2 separate regions of the Homo sapiens genome follow, and region 1 is linked to region 2. The links are chromatin contacts, found by Hi-C or POLR2A ChIA-PET in ENCODE. All regions are on one chromosome and are shown on one strand. Each heading gives the region's core, a stretch centred on a gene start or an enhancer-like site at or near the end of the contact. The rest is flanking DNA. Distances are from core to core; before and after follow the strand shown.

The links. Hi-C counts contacts between places; a loop is a spot of excess contacts on that map. ChIA-PET counts read pairs that join two places held with the same protein, here RNA polymerase II (POLR2A). Pooled maps may share reads with other maps.
Region 1: a map of heart left ventricle shows a loop between it and region 2 (1.9-fold over the local background). The contact joins the promoter of TMEM82 here to the enhancer-like site in region 2. A Hi-C loop is called at or near these places in 4 of 168 maps with a recorded cell type or tissue (ascending aorta, heart left ventricle, posterior vena cava and 1 more), 4 of 37 single-sample maps with no recorded cell type and 13 of 50 pooled maps. POLR2A ChIA-PET finds 5 or more read pairs at or near these places in 13 of 52 experiments (B cell, BJ, Caco-2 and 9 more).

Annotation. Positions count from the first base shown.
Region 1 is chr1:15,739,077-15,744,017 of GRCh38, reverse strand. TMEM82 (transmembrane protein 82) reads right to left here and starts at 1,519. Exons shown (of 6, transcript NM_001013641.3): 1 at 1,371-1,519; 2 at 1,111-1,183; 3 at 824-998. The coding sequence starts at 1,458. It overlaps SLC25A34 (solute carrier family 25 member 34), which reads right to left. Exons shown (of 5, transcript NM_207348.3): 5 at 2,626-4,794. The coding sequence ends at 4,612. SLC25A34-AS1 (SLC25A34 and TMEM82 antisense RNA 1) reads left to right here. Exons shown (of 2, transcript NR_149050.1): 2 at 3,796-3,967. RefSeq lists enhancers at 1-197, 1,158-1,938, 2,340-2,409.
Region 2 is chr1:15,700,084-15,705,219 of GRCh38, reverse strand. All of the region lies in intron 1 of PLEKHM2 (pleckstrin homology and RUN domain containing M2), which reads right to left. Among named protein-coding and RNA genes, the nearest start is that of PLEKHM2, 18 kb to the right of the region's middle. Within about 2 kb of position 1,484, at least 26 of the 41 ENCODE cell types and tissues checked have a DNase peak (open chromatin) inside an H3K27ac peak, as active enhancers do; they include ascending aorta and heart left ventricle, where a contact is called at or near this core.

The DNA.
Region 1 (4,941 bases), core at 270-2,769, 39 kb before region 2:
TCATCTCTCTCACCTTAATTTCAATCATATGGGTTTTGTTTTGTTTTTTTTTTTAGACAGAGTCTTGCTCTGTCACCCAGGCTGGAGTACAGTGGCTCGATCTCCGCTCACTGCAACCTCCGCCTCCTGGGTTCAAGCAATTCTCCTGCCTCAGCCTCCCAAGAAGCTGGGATTACAGGCACCCGCCACCATGCCCAGCTAATTTTTTTGTTTGTTTGTTTTTGTTTTTAGAGATGGGGTTTCTCCATGTTGGCCAGGCTGGTCTCGAAATCCTAACCTCAGGTGATCCGCCTGCCTCGGCCTCCCAAAGTGCTGGGATTACAGGCGTGAGCCACCACGCCCAGCCTTCAATCATGTCTTAGTACTTGGGGCCCATCTGTTAGCTGAAGGGTGGTGGTTCAGAGTCTCAGAGACCTGGGTCCAAAGCCTGACTCTATCTGTTGACCATAGACAAGCCACATACTCTCTGAGCCTTAGTTTCCCCATCTGTGAAATGGGGAATCAGAGCAAACCTTTACCCCTGTGGCTGTGAGGATTACGTGATGCACACGGTGCACTCGGCGCAGGGCCTGGCATTTGGGGGGCCGGATCTACAGAAACTGTCGCTCTTGTCTTCTTGGGACTGGGACTGTGTCCACTGTGAGTGTGGCCGCTTCCGCAACCAAACCCAAAGGTGCAACCTGCAGCCTCTGTTCTCAGTCTTACGGAAAATACGGCGAAGAGGCTGGGATGCTGGACCTGGGCCCTGCTGCCCACATTCCGGGGGTGAGCCCGGGCCCTGGGCTGGGGAGTGATCCACCCACTGCCTTCCCGGAGGCCTCACCTTGCCCAGGGACAGCAGCGTGGACACGGCCCGGAGGGAGAACTCGAGCACCACGAGGGCAGCCACCCGGGACCCCACGACCGTCAGAAACAGGGCCAGCCCTGCCAGGTGCACCGTTTCCAGGGAGGCCCACTGGGCCCGAAGCCGCTCCTTTTCGGGTCGCCGCTGCGGGTCACTTTGGGGACAGAATGGGTGTGGGCAGGGGTGCAGAACTGCCACCTTCGACCCCTGGTGGGGGTCCCCGTGCCCCCAGCCACATTCCCTGGGGGGATGAGGTGGGCACTCACTTGGCACAGCCCACGAAGAAGTAAACTTTCAGGAGGCTGTTCAGGACCAAGACTCCAAGGGCCCCGATCAGGCCTGAGGGGGCGGGAGGGAGGCAGCGAGGCAGCGTGCAGGGGTGTTAGGAGGGCAGGCTTCATTGGTAGGGTCAGAGGGGGCGGCCAAGGGGCAGGGGTGTCGGGAGACCAGGTGGGTGGGGTCCACCCTGCACTGCAAAGAGCTGGAAGGGGGCGGGGCCAAGGCAGGAATGGGGCGAGGTGCTCACCTTGCAGGAGGGAGTCAAGGAGGCTAGAGCCCCACTCGAGGGAGGGGAGGCCGGGGAGCCAGGAGGGGAGGGATGGAAGAGAGAACATGGCAGCCCCGGAAGGAGCCCCAGCCTCCGGCCAGGTCTGCGTAAGGACAGACCAACGTCACTGGGCAAAGGTGTCGGTGGAGGGAAGGAGAGAGGCTGGGAGGGGTCAAAGGCCCAGGGGAGGGGAGGGGAGGAGAGCCAGGGGTGTTAACCCTTCGAGGCCCAGAAGGGCAAGGTCCCAGCTCCAGGCACACGGGGTGCCTGGAGCCAGCTGCTGCCCGGGCTCCCCATTTGGGCAGTGTGGGGTGAAGGGACAGGTGTCTCTGGGCTGGTCTCTGGTCTCTGTCCCTGCTAAAGTCTGGCATCCACTTTACTTGAAATCTTCCTTGAGGGAGGACAGGCGCAGTGGCTTACACTTGTAATCCCAGCACTTTGGGAGGCCAAGGTGGGCAGATCACAAGGTCAGGAGTTCGAGACCAGCCTGACCAATATGGTAAAACTCTGTCTCTACTAAAAATACAAAAAATTAGCCGGGCGTGGTGGCAGGCACCTGTAATCCCAGCTACTCGGGAGGCTGAGGCAGGAGAATGGCTTGAACCCAGGAGGCGGAGGTTGCAGTGAGCTGAGATCACACCATTGCACTCCAGCCTGGGCAACAGAGCAACACTCTGTCTAAAAAAAAAAAAAAAAAAAAAAAATAGCAATCTTCCTTGAGGGCTTGAACCACCCAATGCCCCTTCGAAGTCCCAGGCTCCATCTGTCCTGCCCCGCCTTAGGTGTGGGTCCTGTCCTCTTGCAGCCTGAAGTGTGGGCTCTGACCCTTCAGCCCAGGGTCTGAGAGTAGGGACTCTATCCCCCCATAGCCAGAGATCAGCTGTGCCCTCTCAGCCTGAGGTCTGGGGCTCTCTTCCCCCACAGCCAGGAGGTCAGCTCTGCCTGCTTTTTGTAAGGTCTGGTTCCAGCTTCCCAAAGCCTCCGGCTCTGACTCGGTGTGGAATCTCCTGCAGCCCGAGCCTGCCTGAGCCTTCTCCTCCCACAGGCCGGGGCCGCCCTTCCTGATGCTCCTCCCTGGGTCCACTAGGTGGCAGGCCTCACCTGGGTCCAGCAGGGCGGAGCTGAACAGGTGGACCACGGCTCCCATCCTGCTTTCACAAACAGAAAGGGCAGAGGGAGCAGAAGGTGGGGGTCAGGGATGGGGGAGACTGAGATTCACCACAGAGGAGGGTCGTTGAAGTAAACAAAATATAAAACTTTATTGGTTTGGAGTGTGCAGTAGCAGGTGTTCCTGGGAGCGGCCCTTACAGACTTGGGGTGTGGCTGGGAGGGCAGGTGGGGCTGCTCGGCAGCAGTCCTGCCCCTGCCAGGGAGTTGGCATCCATCTCTGCAGTGTGAAGGTCGGTGCGGCGCTGAGAGCACACCCACGGGGAATGGTGCTCAGTCTAGAGAAAGGCCCAGGGTCTGCTGCTGGCCCTGCCACGTCGCTTCCCTTTCCCGGGCCTCAGTCCCGGGAACAATGGGCACCTGGACTGAACAATGGGCACCCGGAGCTTCTTTCAGGCTTGTCAGGATATGTGCAAATGCCCACAGGGCGGGCAGCTGGGAGGCCCTCCGTGAGAGCCCTTAGATGATGTTGGCTGAGGCCAGGCGCGGTGGCTCACGCCTGTAATCCCAGCATTTTGGGAGGCCGAGGCGGGCGGCAAGGTCAGGCATTCAAGACCAGCCTGGCCAACACAGCGAAAGCCTGTCTCTACTAAAAATACAAAATTAGCTGGGCATGGTGGCGCACACCTATAGTCCCAGCAACTCGGGAGGCTGAGGCAGGAGAATCACTTGAACCTGGGAGGTGGAGGTTGTGGTGAGCCGAGATTGCACCACCGCACTCCAGCCTGGGCAACAAAGCGAGACTCCATCTCAAAAAAAAAGATGATGTTGGCTGAACTGCGGCCCCTGCAGAAGTGCATGTTGAAGTCCTACCCCCTAGTAGCTCAGGATGTGACTGTATATGGAGATAGGCTCTTGACAGAGATAATTAAGTTAAAATTGGGCCAAGTGAGGTGGCTCATGCCTGTAATCCCAGCACTTTGGGAGGCCAAGGCCAGTGGATCACTTGAGGTCAGGAGTTCGAGACCAGTCTGGCCAACATGGCAAAACCCCATCTCTACTAAAGATACAAAAATTGGCCGGGTGTGGTGGCACACACCTGTAATCCCAGCTACTCAGGAGGCTGGGGCAGGAGAATTGCTTGAACCTAGGAGGCCAAGGTTGCAGTGAACCGAGATCGTGCCACTGCACTCCAGCTTGGGTGGCAGAGTGAGACTTCATCTCAAAAAAAAAAAAAAAAATTAAAGTGGGGTCATGAGGGTGGGCCCTAAGCCAACATGATTTGTGTCCTTATAAGAGGAGGAGATCAGGACCCAGACGCACATCGAGGGACCACCATGTGCAGACACAGAGAGAAAGCAGCATCTGCAAGCCATGGACAGAGGCCTCAGAAGAAACCAGCCCACTGACACCTTGGTCTCCAGCATCCAGCCTCCAGAACTGTGAGAAAATACATTTCTATTGTCTAAGTCGCCCAGTCTGTGGTTCTTTGCTACAGCTTCTCCAGCAAATAAGGCAGGTGACGACGCCACAGCCTCCTGGTGCACCTCAGCCTTTGCCATGGTACAGTGACCCCTATGGGCAGTCCGGGCCCATGGGCCTGTCACAGTCACGCACTTGTCAAGCGCATAGGTCTAGGGTGAGCAGGGCTAAGCTCCAGTCCTGGCTCTGCCACTTCAAAATTGTGTGGCTGTGGTCAAAGCCCACCACTCTAGGCCTTGGCTTTCTAATGGTAAAAGAAGTAAAAGTGCCTGCCTCGTGCTGCTGTCTGAGGCCTAAGTGAGCCGATGTATGTAAGTTACTGGGCCTATGCCATGTGCACGCCCGCAGCAGTTGCTATAACTGAGCAAGGCTCTGGGATGTGGTGACCCAGTACGCAGTACAGAGAAGGAAGAGAACTGTCTGGAAGACAGAATGGGTGGTAACTTGAAGTGGATGCTCTGGACCTGGGTGGGCCAAGGGGCTGGATGGACCAGAGCTGTCCACACTCTCCCGGGACCTCTGGCAGGGCCTGGGCCCATGGCCCGCCCCGGGACAGCCAGTTGTCCTGGAGCAGGCTCTCACTTCCGGCCAAGTGCCGGCCGTGTCAGGACGTGGGGGTGAGGGCCGTCGTCTAGGTGCCCTTGTGCTGGGCCCGCCCAGCCAGTTTCCGAAGCTCGTCCCAGAAGAGCATGCTGAGGATGGTGTGGGGGCCCAGGCGCAGGTAGGCGGGGCCCAGGCCCTTGTAGAGTGCCAGGGGGCCCTCCTGCCGCCAGATCTTCACCATGCAGTCGGTGAGGCCCCCATAGAGCTGGCCCTGGGGAAAGACATGGGGTGAGTGTTACTACAGGGGCCTTGAGGCCCTGGCTGGCACCACATCTTGGCACACGGGTCAATTTCACCCCCACACACCCTATGGACAGCACCTTTGTATTGGACACACCTGTGAGGCTGCGGCGCCATG
Region 2 (5,136 bases), core at 235-2,734:
TGATAGAGTGAGACCCCATCTCAAAAAAAAAAAAAAAAAAAAAAAAAAAGATATCTACGTGGAGACATCAAGGACACAGCTGTGGAAATGGATCTGAGGTTCAGGGGCAGGGGGGGTGCCGCCAGCCACTGAAAGCCGTGAGTGTGCAGCAGGAGGAGCGTCTGAGTACTGAGCCGCCAGGGCTGCGTTAGACCAGGGGTCCTCACCCACGCAGCCCAACAATGCCCGGGCCCCTTTCCAGACCAATGACATCAGAAACTCTGGAGTCAGGGCACAAGAAGCAGCACTGTAACACTCCAGGTAATCCTGATGCCTGGCCCGGGCTGAGGATCACTGTCTTAGACCACGAAGGCACAGCCAGCGAGGTGGGCAGAAAACGTGGGCAGTATGTGCTCCAGAAGCCCAGTGAGGAAAGTTTCCCAAGGGCAGGTGTGGTCAGTCGCCAGGGTCATGGCAGCAGGGGCCTAAAAGGGAGGTGCTGGGACCATGAGGAAAGCACATGGGCGCAGGGGCGGGGGCAGCAGCCTGATGGGCACTCATCACGGAGGGCAGGAGCTTGTGTGGATCCCGCATCAGCAAATGAGGCATTTAAACATGACAGTGATGAGGCAGCTGGAACTTGAAACAGCAAATATTTGATGATATTGAGGAAAAGTTATTGTGAATTTTTTGTAATATTGGGTCATGTGAGAAAAGAATCCTCATTTTTTAACAATACGTACTGAAATATTTATGGATGTCTGGAAATCTGTTTCAAAATAATAGAGGGCTGGTGGTATAGACTGTCCGGTGATGATACGAGCTGAACATGGGGCTTCGGTATGCCATTCTGCCTATTTTGGGTCAGAAGAGGGGGTGAGGGAAGTGGAAGAACAGAGAGGAAGAGGAAGAAAGGAAGGGAGGAAGGGAGGGAGGGAGGGACGGAGGGAGTGGAGGAAGAGACAGTAAATACAGAAAATCCCTTTGACCGGTTTTGCCAAAAGAGTGGCAGGAAAAACAGGGTAGAGTAAAGAAATAAAGTCCTTGCCCAGGAAAGACAGGATGGGACCCCTCTGGCCACAAAGGAGAGTCCACAAGCAGGTGGGCCAGTATGCTCCATGGTGGGAGGATGAAAAAGTTGTCATCAGAAGAAAATTCAAAAGTAAGCAAGGTCAGCTGAGAATGAAGAGAGAGATTCAGATTTAAGGTAAATTTTTAAACATGGTGGTTCCCTAAGGTCCACGGACTCTGAGGCCTCTGTCTCAAAGGCATGTTCCCAGACCACGCTCTAGACCTGCTCAGCTGCTCTCCTGTCCCTGCTGCTGATTTTTCGGTTGTGCTCAGGCACCAGGGCCGGGAAAAGCTAGCTCAGCTCATCCCAGACTCTCCCAAAGCCAGGAGCACAGGGCTCCCAGGCGCTCTGGGAAGGCTGGGCGTCACAAGACTGCTTCGGGGAAGTGTGGGTGGTACACTCCAACAAGCCAAGAAATGCCTGACTCAGAGAATTTTAATCAGGGTGAGTCCCACTCTCTGCTCTGAGCTGCCACAGCCCGGCCTTCTCTGTCCCGTCTCTCTCTGATCTTCATACACCCACAAAACAATTTCTAGTACTATGGTTGATACGAAGAAATCCTTCCAGATTGGTCTCTAATAATTAACTCAAAGGTGGCTGTGAAAGACGATAAACAGCCAAATGAACATAAGACAGTTCCAAGTGACGTCCTTCCTTTCTCCCTCGTCAGACAAGGTCAAAAAGAGGCTGCAACCCTGCCCAGCCCAAAAGAGGGGCGATCTGGATTCTAACTCTGCTGTCAACTCGCAAGTTATACTAGGGGAGCAGGGGTCACACTTCCCTATTTACAGAGCAGGATAAAAACGCCTGCTCCAACAACAGGAGAGGCTGGACAGATGGCTGTAAGCGTGCCTGTTTAACTGCCTGGCCACTGTGGGGCTCCACCGCTGTGCCTGCCCCATCCCTGCTCAGCCACCGCAGACACAGACCTAAGGATACCTAAGAAACCTTGCCCGGCCCGGCCTGGCCTGGCAGGTTCGACTCTCCTGTGATGCCCAGGGAGAAGGCCGCCAGGTAACAGCAGCCTCCCTGTGGGCTCCATGGAGACCAAACGTTATTTACACAAGAGTGTTTGGAAGAGCCTCAGCAGGACAGGTCTAGGAGGTGGAAATCCAAAAACAGAATAGACCCCACCTGAGGGCTGGGCGCTGTGGCTCACGCCTGTAATTCCAGCACTTTGGGAGGCTGAGTCAGCGGGAGTATTGCTTGAAGCCAGAAGTTTGAGACCAGCTGGGCAATATAGCAAGACCCTGTTTCTAGCAACTTTTTTTTTTTTTAAAGTTAGCTGGGCGTGGTGGTGCATACCTATAGTCCCAGTTACTCGGAAGGCTAAGGCAGGAGGATTGCTTGAGCCCAGGAGCTGGAGGCTGCAATGTGCCATGATCACACCTCTGTACTCCAGCCTGGGCAACAGAGTGAGACCCTGCCTCGAAAAAAAAAAAAAAAAAAAAGGCTGGGCACGGTGGCTTATGCCTGTAATCCCAGCACTTTGGGAGGTCAAGGTGGAGAGATCACTTGAGGTCAGGAGTTCGAGACCAGCCTAACCAATATGATGAAACCCCATCTCTACTAAAAATACAAAAATTAGCTGGGCGTGGTGGTGCACATGCCTGTAATCCCAGCTACTTGGGAGGCTGAGGCAAAAGAATTGCTTGAACCTGGGAGGCGGAGGTTACAGTGAGCTGAGATTGTGCCACTGCACTCCAGTCTGGGCAACAGAGCAAGGCTACATCTCAAAAAAAGAAAAAAAAAACCCACCTGAAGAATGGGTGGATTACCACCCACCTCACCTCCAATCACCTCTTTAAGGATTACATCCACGATGGCCACAGCTAAATAAGCTCATCTCAACCTCCGAGCCAGACTGCACTGCAGGGGCCCTCTTGGTCCACTGAGTCCTGGAGGCTGCCCCTCACATGGCGATGCTGTAGGTACAAGGTGGGTGAGGACGCGTCCCATGGAAAGTGACATGCCACTGCCCACCTTGCGTCTGGGAATTCTACTCACAGCATGGTCACTGGTTGGGCAAACTGCCCCTCTGGTCTCACAGACATTCCTCCCTTACAAGGCAGATCCCCAGGGGAAAGGTGGAGCTCAAGCTACCTGCTGTCATTTACCTTTGGGCGACCCGTCCGTATCAGTGACAGCTGGAGAAGGGCCATGTGGTTGCAACTACTGAATGTCCCTTCAGGGAGGCCACCATAACGACTACCCCCCCGAGCTTGCATCAGCAGTTTGCTGCAGCTTCAGGCGCAGCCTCTTGTGAATGTAAGGGAAGGGCCAGTGCTCGACATCCATCCCCTCAGAAAGACACAGGGAGCAGAAAATAAACAAACAAGTGAGGCAGGCAGGCTGGGGTCTTTTTTCTTTTCTTTTTTGAGAGGGATTCTCGCTGTGTTCCCCAGGCTGGAGTGCAGTGGCGCAATCTCGGCTCACTGCAAGCTCCGCCTCCCGGGTTCACACCATTCTCCTGCCTCAGCCTCCCAAGCAGCTGGGACTACAGGCGCCCGCCACCACGTCCAGCTAATTTTTTTTGTATTTTTAGTAGAGACTGGGTTTCACCGTGTTAGCCAGGATGGTCACGATCTCCTGACCTCGTGATCCACCTGTCTTGGCCTCCCAAAGTGCTGGGATTACAGGCGTGAGCCACCGTGCCCGGCCAGCTGGGGTATTTTAAGTCTTAGCCAAGCTTCCTAAGACTAATAATACCTTTTTTTTTTCTTTTTTCTTTTTTTGAGATGGAGTTGTGCTCTTGTTGCCCAGGCTGGAATGCAATGGCACGATCTTGGCTCACTGCAACCTCCGCCTCCCAGGTTCAGCCGATTCTCCTGCCTCAGCCTCTCGAGTAGTTGGGATTACAGGCACCTGCCACCATGCCCAGCTAATTTTTTGTATTTTTAGTAGAGATGGGGTTTCACCATATTGGTCAGGCTGGTCTCAAACTCCTGACCTCAGGTGATCCACCTACCTCGGCCTCACCAAGTGCTGGGATTACAGGAGTGAGCCACCGCACCCAGCTAATAACATACCCCCACCCCCTTTTTTTTTTTTTTTTGAGACAGAGTTTCACTCTTGTTGCCCAGGCTGGATTGCAATGGCATGATCTCGGCTCACTGCAACCTCCGCCTCCTGGGTTCGAGCGATTCTCCTGCCTCAGCCTCCTGAGTAGCTGGGATTACAGGCGTCCACCACCAACATGGCTAATTGTTTTGTATTTTTAGTAGAGACAGGTTTTCACCATCTTGGCCAGGATGGTCTTGAACTCCTGACCTCATGACCTACCTGCCTCGGCCTCCCAAAGTGCTGGGGTTACAGGCGTGAGCCACCGCGCCCAGCTAATAACACCCCATTTTCATGTGATCCAAGGAATAAATCACTACTGCCAGCAGCACTTCTGCAGAGACTCTCCTCTGCGATCTAAGACAAGGCTGGGTGCTGGCCAGGGCTGAGGAATTTCATTATCGAAGAGCAGAAGAGCCCTTAGAAACCATTTGGTTAGGAAGCAGAGTTTCCTGGGGCCTCCCATTCAGTAAGAATGTCCTGCCCTGTGCAGAAGGGTGTGTGAAGGGAGTTGGAGTTAAGGAGAGGGAGAGGGAGAAGTTATCAGTGAATGAAACTGACTACTGAATGTAATGAAAATCAGAAAAATAATCACTTAGCCACAACCCTCATTTTATAGGCAGGGAGACCGGAGCCCAGGGAGACAGGGGCACTTCCTGCACACCCTAGCTCTGGCCAGCGTCCTACTACTGTACTGCAGAGTCTTGGCCAGGTGTGCTCACACACAGGGGTAGCTACTTCTGGAGCTCCTTCTGCTTCATCCCACCTGGAGATAAAGCAGTCAGGACATCAGCTGCCACCACCCCAGAAGTGCTCATCCGAGCCTGGGTGACAGAGCGAGACCCTGTCTCTAAAAATAAAATTAAAAAAACAAAACAAAACAAAAAACTGAGCAGGGCAGAGCAGCAGGGGCCATGGGCTATCCCCAGGGCTTCAGCGATGGGGCTCTGCAGGATTTAGGGGACCACATCAGGAATGTCCCAGTTGCTTCCCTCCTAGACAACATGAGATGTCAACAGAGGCTT